Regions from separate parts of the Homo sapiens genome. Here region 1 is linked to region 2. Evidence: read pairs that join two places in POLR2A ChIA-PET (ENCODE). Cell type or tissue: PC-3. All regions are shown on one strand.

The links. ChIA-PET counts read pairs that join two places held together with the same protein. Peaks named below come from ENCODE experiments on the same cell type or tissue, not always from the same donor. Only the 100,000 strongest peaks of a DNase experiment are listed, where the experiment ranks them.
Region 1: POLR2A ChIA-PET joins it to region 2 with 8 read pairs; 2 of 35 experiments call an interaction of 5 or more read pairs at or near these places.

The regions. Positions count from the first base shown.
Region 1 is chr1:183,207,217-183,211,216 of GRCh38, forward strand. LAMC2 (laminin subunit gamma 2) reads left to right here. Exons shown (of 23, transcript NM_005562.3): 2 at 665-853. Among named protein-coding and RNA genes, the nearest start is that of LAMC2, 23 kb to the left of the region's middle. RefSeq lists an enhancer at 2,483-2,612. In PC-3, no CTCF peak of the experiment used is centred here; a DNase peak (open chromatin) is centred at 2,485; H3K27ac peaks cover 1,343 bases.
Region 2 is chr1:183,095,432-183,099,431 of GRCh38, forward strand. The region is part of intron 1 of LAMC1 (laminin subunit gamma 1); the gene reads left to right. Among named protein-coding and RNA genes, the nearest start is that of LAMC1-AS1, 44 kb to the right of the region's middle. In PC-3, no CTCF peak of the experiment used is centred here; no DNase peak of the experiment used is centred here.

The DNA of each region.
Region 1 (4,000 bases), 110 kb after region 2:
TTTCCGTGTTTCGCTTCTTTGCTGTTCGGGTCCTTATGGAGATGTTAGTCACTTTGCGAGTCTCTTTGGAACATCTGCAGGATGGGCTTCCTAGATACTTGAGAAAGGTCATTCTTCATGGGACACTTGGCTTTGGGAGGAGACATGTGCCCAGACGGTCACGTCCACTCCTTTGCCTTGACGGGCACCGGTGGGATGGGTGTTGTGTATCTTGAGCAGCGACACCATCGGCTAATAGCTGTGCTGAGTCCGCAGCTGCCCATCCTCAGGTCTCCGTGAGCCCACACACTTGCTCTGTGGGATTGCAGTGTTTTGAAATGAACTCCTTGCAAACATTTAAATCAGAAATATCCGCATAAAAATGTAATTTAACATTTTGGGTTTCTCTCGAGGAACTGGACAGTCTGGCAACCCTGAGCCCATGTTCTCCCAGACAGCAGCCCACCAGCATTGCATAGTGCCTACTTCCTTTAAGTGGAGCAGGCGTCCCCGGGGTCCCTGCACTGCCAATTGCACTCCCATATCTTCCTCCCGCAAGGAGTGTAGGTTACCATATAGTACTCATGCATAATTTCTATCAATAATAACATAAACACCTGCTAGAACAGTTCCTGAGGTGTTTTTTTTTTTTTTTGACGATCTCTTTTGTATGCTTCCTCCCCAGTCTGTGATTGCAATGGGAAGTCCAGGCAGTGTATCTTTGATCGGGAACTTCACAGACAAACTGGTAATGGATTCCGCTGCCTCAACTGCAATGACAACACTGATGGCATTCACTGCGAGAAGTGCAAGAATGGCTTTTACCGGCACAGAGAAAGGGACCGCTGTTTGCCCTGCAATTGTAACTCCAAAGGTAGCTGAAAAGGACGGAAAGAGGGAGAGGGAGATGGAGCAGTGGGGAGACAAGAGGGAAGGAAGGAAGGAGGAAAAGAAGAAGGAAGGGAACAACGGAGGAAAAAGAAAGAAAACAGGGAAAGCAAGCAGGCCAAGAGGGAGATGTTCAACCTCACCAACAACTGGGAACCTACCAGACATTGGTCTTTTTAGCAGTTTCAATCTGAAAGGAAACATGTTTCTCTTAAGTAGGGGTTGGTGGAACCAGTTGGGACCTTGAGGGCATGTTGTCTTGAATTCTAATACAAAGAGTCACATTATTAACTTTTCCAGGCAGGTGACAGTCTTTTGCAAGCAGATGACAAAGGAAGCTTGCACTCTTTCAGGGATAGTTCTTCATATCCATAGCCATCCATTTGACCAACCTCTTGAAAAATAAGGAATTAGAAAGATCTGTTTCTAGTGCTGTGCTAGGTGCTAGCAATATGAAGTTGTACTAATAAAGGAGACAGACAAGTAAACAGGAAAATTGAAGTCTTTCATTAGGTTGCTAAAAAGATAAAACAAAATAACAAATAGGAAACACCTAATGGGGTGGCTGGTTCATAGGAGAGCTAGTTTGTTTTTTTGTTTTGTTTTGTTTTTTTGAGACAGGGTCTCACACTGTTGTCCAGACTGGAGTGCAGTGGTGCCATCTCGGCTCACTGCAACCTCCGCCTCCTAGGTTCAAGCGATTCCCCTGCCTTAGCTTCCTGAGTAGCTGGGATTACAGGCACCCACCACCACGCCCAGCTAATTTTTTGTATTTTTAGTAGAGATGGGGTTTCATTATGTTGGCCAGGCTGGTCTCGAGTGCCTGACCTCGTGATCCACTTGCCTCAGCCTCCCAAAGTGCTAAGACTACAGGTGTGAGCCACCGCGCCTGGCTAGTTGTTTTTTTTTTTTTTTTTAAAGTATCCCACACAGTGCTATATTCATATAACTGTAGGTCTTTGCTGTACACACAGATACATACACTGTGCTGTATTCATTGTGGACAGACAGTAAAGACAAGTTAGTAAATATAAAGGGGGAGAGAGAGGTGGTTCTGTAAATAAGATTTTTTTTTTAAACGGTTCATTTGTCTATTATCTTTCTGGCATTATCTACTTTTCTTTGCTAGAAAGTGTTTAACAGCATCCTGTGATAAATATTGATCCACTTAAAGCATACAGCCTTATTGCATGGCAATGACTTAGTGTAGTAGGTCTGTGGAACCAACTGATAGCTGCAGCTTGAAAGAATCTAAAAATGGGCAGATTCTGGTGCAGCCATGAGTTGCTGGTAGAGTGGTTTGGGAGTCTTATAGAAAACTGGGTGACCCTGTGGTGAGATAGGCCCATATCGCAGCAGTCACCCCCCAAATTCACCTAAGTTGCTGTCACAATGTGGTTTGACTCAGATTAGTTTAGCTTTGTTGTGTGGAATTTGCATCCAGAATCTTTTGGATTTAGCAGTCCTCCCTATGAATCAAAGAACTTCATAAAAAAATTAAAAGACAAATTATTGCATTTTAATGGGCATTTAACCTCTCTGAAGAGCTCCTATTGCCTTAGGTCATGCAGCTTCATTGTGAGTCACCAGAGTTGGGTCATCCCAGTGAAATGATCAGTGAGAATGAAACTAGAAATTTAATTGGCTCAGCTTGAAAGCCTGGCCTGAAGACAAGGTTATTAGTCTCAGGGTAGACCAGGAACCTGCTGCCTAGCACAGAAGGATGGTAAAGAAGGATTTACCATGTCATCTCTTCTGTTTCAGCATGTAGTCTACTGCTTGCCCAGTGGTAAGGGCAAGTGAAACTGGCTCCTTCTTTTTATTTGGGTAATAGATATCCCAGACTCAGTGGGAACAGCTTGGCAGGAAGTGGTGGAGCCCAGTATTGATTTATGTCTTATATGATAGTTAACATGTGCCATGTGCCAACCCTGGGCCAGGCACTTTTCTAGGTGCTTTTAATCCAGTAATTAATTAATCTTCACAAATAACTAAAGAGGGGGCTATGTTTTTTCCCATTTCACAAATGATGTAGCAGAGACTTAGGGAGGGAGGGGAAGAAACTTGTCCAAGGTCATAGAGCTAAGGGGCAGAGTAAGAGTTCAGGACCAGGTTTGTTGACATCAAAGGTAATAATGTAGAGTACAGTGGTGGGTTATGGAGCCAGGCAGCCAGGGTGCAAATCTGGACACAACCACCATCATCATTAGGTCACTCTGGGCAGGTTCCTTAACCTCTTGCTGCTCCAGCATCCCCATCTGTTAAAGAGTGTTCATGATATTCATGTCATGGGATCCTGTGGAGATAAAATGGTGTTTGACAAGCACATGGCGGGCAACTCAGTAAATTGTGAATTGATGTAGTTGTTTTTCTTATTAAGACAGTGGGGAAACTGAGACCTAGAAAAATTAATGAATGGCCTAAAGTCTTCCAGCAACTGATTGCAAGAACTAAAGTTGTAAGCCAGATCTTCTGATCAAGAATAATTCTCTTATTCCCTCCATATGAAAGAAAAAAAAATCAGAATGGCATTTTTCAATGCCCAAAAGCAGACAATTTATGTGTACACAAAAAGCTTGATGGATATTATTTCCTAAGATCTGACTAATGCTTTATAATTTTCCAAAACATTATCATAGATGATGTCCTTCTTAGTCCTCATAACAGTCTGACAACAATGTGTTAACACATCCACTGTTAAAGAGATGAAGAAACTGAACTTTCAGGGTCCAAACTGCAGAGGCTGAAAGACACATTGGTGACAGAGACTGTTCCCACCATGTGCTGTCCCCAGCTGCTCCTCAGCTGCACATGTCACCAAACCACTAGCACAAGTTTAATTCCCTATGTGATTTCTCAGTATCCCAATTAGCCAGAGGATATTTTTCACTTTCAGATAATAACTTGACAGGGAAATCTGTTGTATATTCCATTTCAAATGCAAAATAACATGTCTTACAAAAAAATGCTATCATTACATGTATGTCAAATGAAGCCAATGGCATTAATAAACCCCAGAGTAGTCACCAATTTTGGACTTTATATCGATTTCCCAAAAATGCAGAAATTAGGCTTATTTTTAGATTATGACTTTGTGGGCTCAGCAACAGGGCTGAGTTACCTTCAGCTCTTC
Region 2 (4,000 bases):
TCCCACACAATTATGGTGTCTTTTTCATATCTTAACAATTACACATTTCTGAAATATGGGCTTATGTAGCTTATATTTAATTGCCTTTTTATTTCTTTAGTGTTATAATTAACTTAGTTGCCTTCTTTGTGACTCCGTTAAATCTCATGTCAGTCAAATCCCTGTAGTGGGATCTTTGTTCAGCAGAGCGAGTGGATTTTTTGCCTCAGCTTACACGAGTGGGGGTGAATATTGGCCTTGTTCCTTTAGCCCAGCTCAAGGACTTATTCATGCCTGTAGTCTACCACCATGAATTAGGTCTGGTATTGAGTCTTGGAAGCATGGGGTTTGGGTTAATAAGGCATATTCCCCAGTTCTTGGCTTAAAATTTCACTTGGGAATCTTTTTTGGTGAGTATATCAAATAAAATGGCAAAGATGTGCAGATTAGGATGAATTTATCGTATGTTTTGATAATGGAAATTGTTTGTACCCTCTAACAGTGATTTGCACTTATTTGAAATTACTCTCCAAGGGTGTTTGACATTCTAGTGTTCAGTTAAGAATTCTCTCTGTATGCATATAATGGCTGTTTTATGATCACATTTTAATTCCTATGATAAGTCAATTTTGGCCCTCCAGTTTACTGAAGTGTATATGGCATTTTGGGGCATTGCAATTAGGCAATGCAAGCAGAAAGCTTTTATTTTTTAGAACTTCTGCATTAGGTTAGTGCTGTGATCTTATTTAACCATAGCACCAAGTAGTATTTTGAGGGTGATAGGGAAAGAGAATTGTCTTTTTGGCTTAAACTTTATTTTGATACTTCATCGAAAAATCTAATTTCCATAGAGATTACGGATTTATCTTCTCCAAAATCATACTGTCTATTTCAGAACTTTTGTTTTCCTCTTAGCTCCATAGTGATAATCATACCATTATTTTTATAATAGCTTTTGATACAGAATTCTGTTAGCTTTAAAAAATTCTAAAATGATATCTTCTATTTTACCTACCTGCTTTGTTATATTTCACTGTGGCAACATAGAATTGAGACTTTCCATATTCCATCTCTGTTCATCTTAGTTAGCGTGTCTTTCCGTTATTAACAATGGCCCAAGTGTGATAGGAAGTGCTTATTGCCTGTACTCAGAAAACATGACTGTTGAAGCCCTTTGTTCATTCATTTGAAAGGGATACTTTCTCAAATTGTAAGTTCCATTGCATTTGTTGTCATAAATTTAGTTAGGAATTACTATTTTATACAAAACTGTAAAGGTTATTTGTCTGCATTTTTAAGTTGTGCTGATCTAAATATACTTTCTAAGGGATTGTCCTCTTGCACTGTTGGCATTTGACCGATTGACAAGGGGGAGGCCATGAAAAGGGAGTACAGAAATTTAGGGGAAAGGAACAGGATAATAAGTTTTTAAAAACAAACAATTTTGAAGATAAGTTTTAGCCAATAGAAACTAGCCCTTCAACAGGCAATAATGAGGACTGAGTTTTTCAGCATCTGGAGTGACTGCACTGTACCAGACCATCTTGGTATATTCCTTATGTGCTTAGTTGTTCTGTAGTGCTTCCGATCATCTGCCTGTGTCTGCTTGAGGATCCCACAGTCAGTATTAAGTTGGCCTTGGGTCGTCTTAATCAGTGAGGCTCTATTTGTGCAATCCATCCGCTGAGGTGGAACAATAACAGCTGGTTTGCAGCTGGATATGTTGTCCTGGGAACTCTTGTTTCAGCCAGCAGTTATGCTAACAAAATTGAAAACATTTTCAAATAGTTGCTTTCTGTGACTACTGTTTGTGTTAACTGTTTGGAGATCCCATTTAGTAGCCTAAACACACCCCATCTCTAATTGACTTTGTGCTACAACTTTATTAAAGTTTTATATGCCTAAAATCAAGTCTGGCTTCAAGGAGAGCATTCCTTTTCTGACTTCCAAAGAGTTAACACATAAGAGCCAGTAGTGAACCAGTGACTCCTAATTTGATACTTTAGAATGAACTAGTTTTCTTTTTCTAATTCAAGCTGTGGAAGGGCATTTTGCAATTTTGTAAAATTCTATATGGCTATTGTCATTCATTACTAAACTCTAAAGGAGGTTGTTTCACAAGATCCTTATGGAATTTTTCTGAGTAGCACATAACAGAGGAGCATTTATGTTCCCCAGCAGTCAGTGCTTGAATCCAATTCTAAGACAAGAAGAGTTTCTCCCTTATTCAGAGAGATGAGAAATACTTTACCATGTAGGAGGCTTAAGCAGAATTCCTTGGCTTGGTCCCACATGAACAAAGGCTGGATTCTCATTGTCGATGCGGCCTGTTCCCCTCCTCTCATTCCCTCAACCAGCATGAACTGTAGGATCTAGAGCAGGAAGTATTGGTTAATTTTGTGTGCTTCATTCTAAACATCTGCCCTTGAGTTTTTTGTTTATGGAAGGGATATGGCAGGGGGAGGAAGAGGGGCAGTAGAACACTCAGAAGCTAAACATTTTTTTGGTGGTGTGTATATCCATGGTTAGTCTTCGTGTGTGTGAACATGGGGTGAGGAGTGGAAGATGTTCTGGTTGAATAGTTGCTGGAATACATCCAGAAATGCACTTACTGTTTTCCTTAATCATTTGGCTTGGCTACTTTACCTTAAAGCCATACTGTCTACTTTCACTTGCTCCCGCAGCATGTTGATAATCTAGTAGTGTCATCAGACTGGAAATTAGAAGACCTGGTCCAGTTTTCTATTCATCTACCTGTTAACTGGATCTTCTTACTTTGTCAATTGTGAAATGAGTAGGATGGACAGAGTAGGGAAGTATAGTGAGAGAGAGGACATGGTAACCCTCAGGTAGAGCTATTTAACAGAATAAAAAGCTCCTTAGTGTTCCAGTTCTGGTTGTAGTTAATTCCAGATAACACACATACCTCGCACTTTGACCCCTCTATTCCATTTTCTGTATTTGCCTTCTTATTTATCCAGACTGGATTCCAAATTCCTTGAAGCAACTTTATTCCCCTTGTCTTGTTGTCTTTCTTTTACATTGGCAGAGGGGATGCTGAATGCTGCAGCAGAAATCACACCTCCACAGAGATGTTTGTACAAAGGCATGGCCTCCTGCTCTCCTCTCAGCCACCTGGTCTTTGCCCAGTAAGCCTTCTTTTTTCTAGTCAGCTACCTTTGCTGGACTTTACATTGGCTATTATAAAGTTTCTACACTCTGTTCAAATATTCCCCACCCAACATTACTCCCTGTCTTTGCCGCCAGTCTTGAGCAGGTATCCTTGATTTTCACTACACAGAAAAAAAGTCATCAGTAGAACTCGAATTTTAACTTCTGCCCCTTAAAACCTACAATGTCACTTTGCATATGCACCCAGACAGAGAGCAAAGAGGCAGGTTTCCTTCTGTAGAGAACCAGTCTCCCAACAAACATGGAATCCCATTCTTGTTTTCCAGCTTCTATTTTTCACCTTTCCCTCTCTGCTGACTCAAATACAACAGCATTTAATACACGTTCATCTCTATCAGAAAACAAAAAAGAAAAGAAAAGTCTTTCCTTGGCCCTGTAACCCTTCCAAATATCATCTTCCCCTCCTTCTCCTCTTCTTTAGGCAGACTACATGGTAGATTAACTACACTCACTGTGTCTGCCTGCTGTCTATTCTCAATTCCTTTGTTTTTGTTGTTTTTTTTTGAAAGGGAGTCTCGCTGTGTTGCCTAGGCTGGAGTGCAATGTCGCGATCTCGGCTCACTGCAACCTCCGCCTCCTGAGTTCCAGCAATTCTCCCACCTCATCCTCCTGAGTAGCTGGGATTACAGGCGCGTACCACCACGCCTGGCTAATTTTTTGAATTTTTAGGAGAGACAGGGTTTCACCATGTTGGCCAGGCTAGTCTCGAACTCCTGACCTCAAGTGATCTGCCTGCCTCGGCCTCCCAAAGTACTGGGATTACAGGCCTTAGCTACTGAGCCCGGCCCATTCTCAATTCCAACCACTGCCATCTTGTCCCTGGCACTGC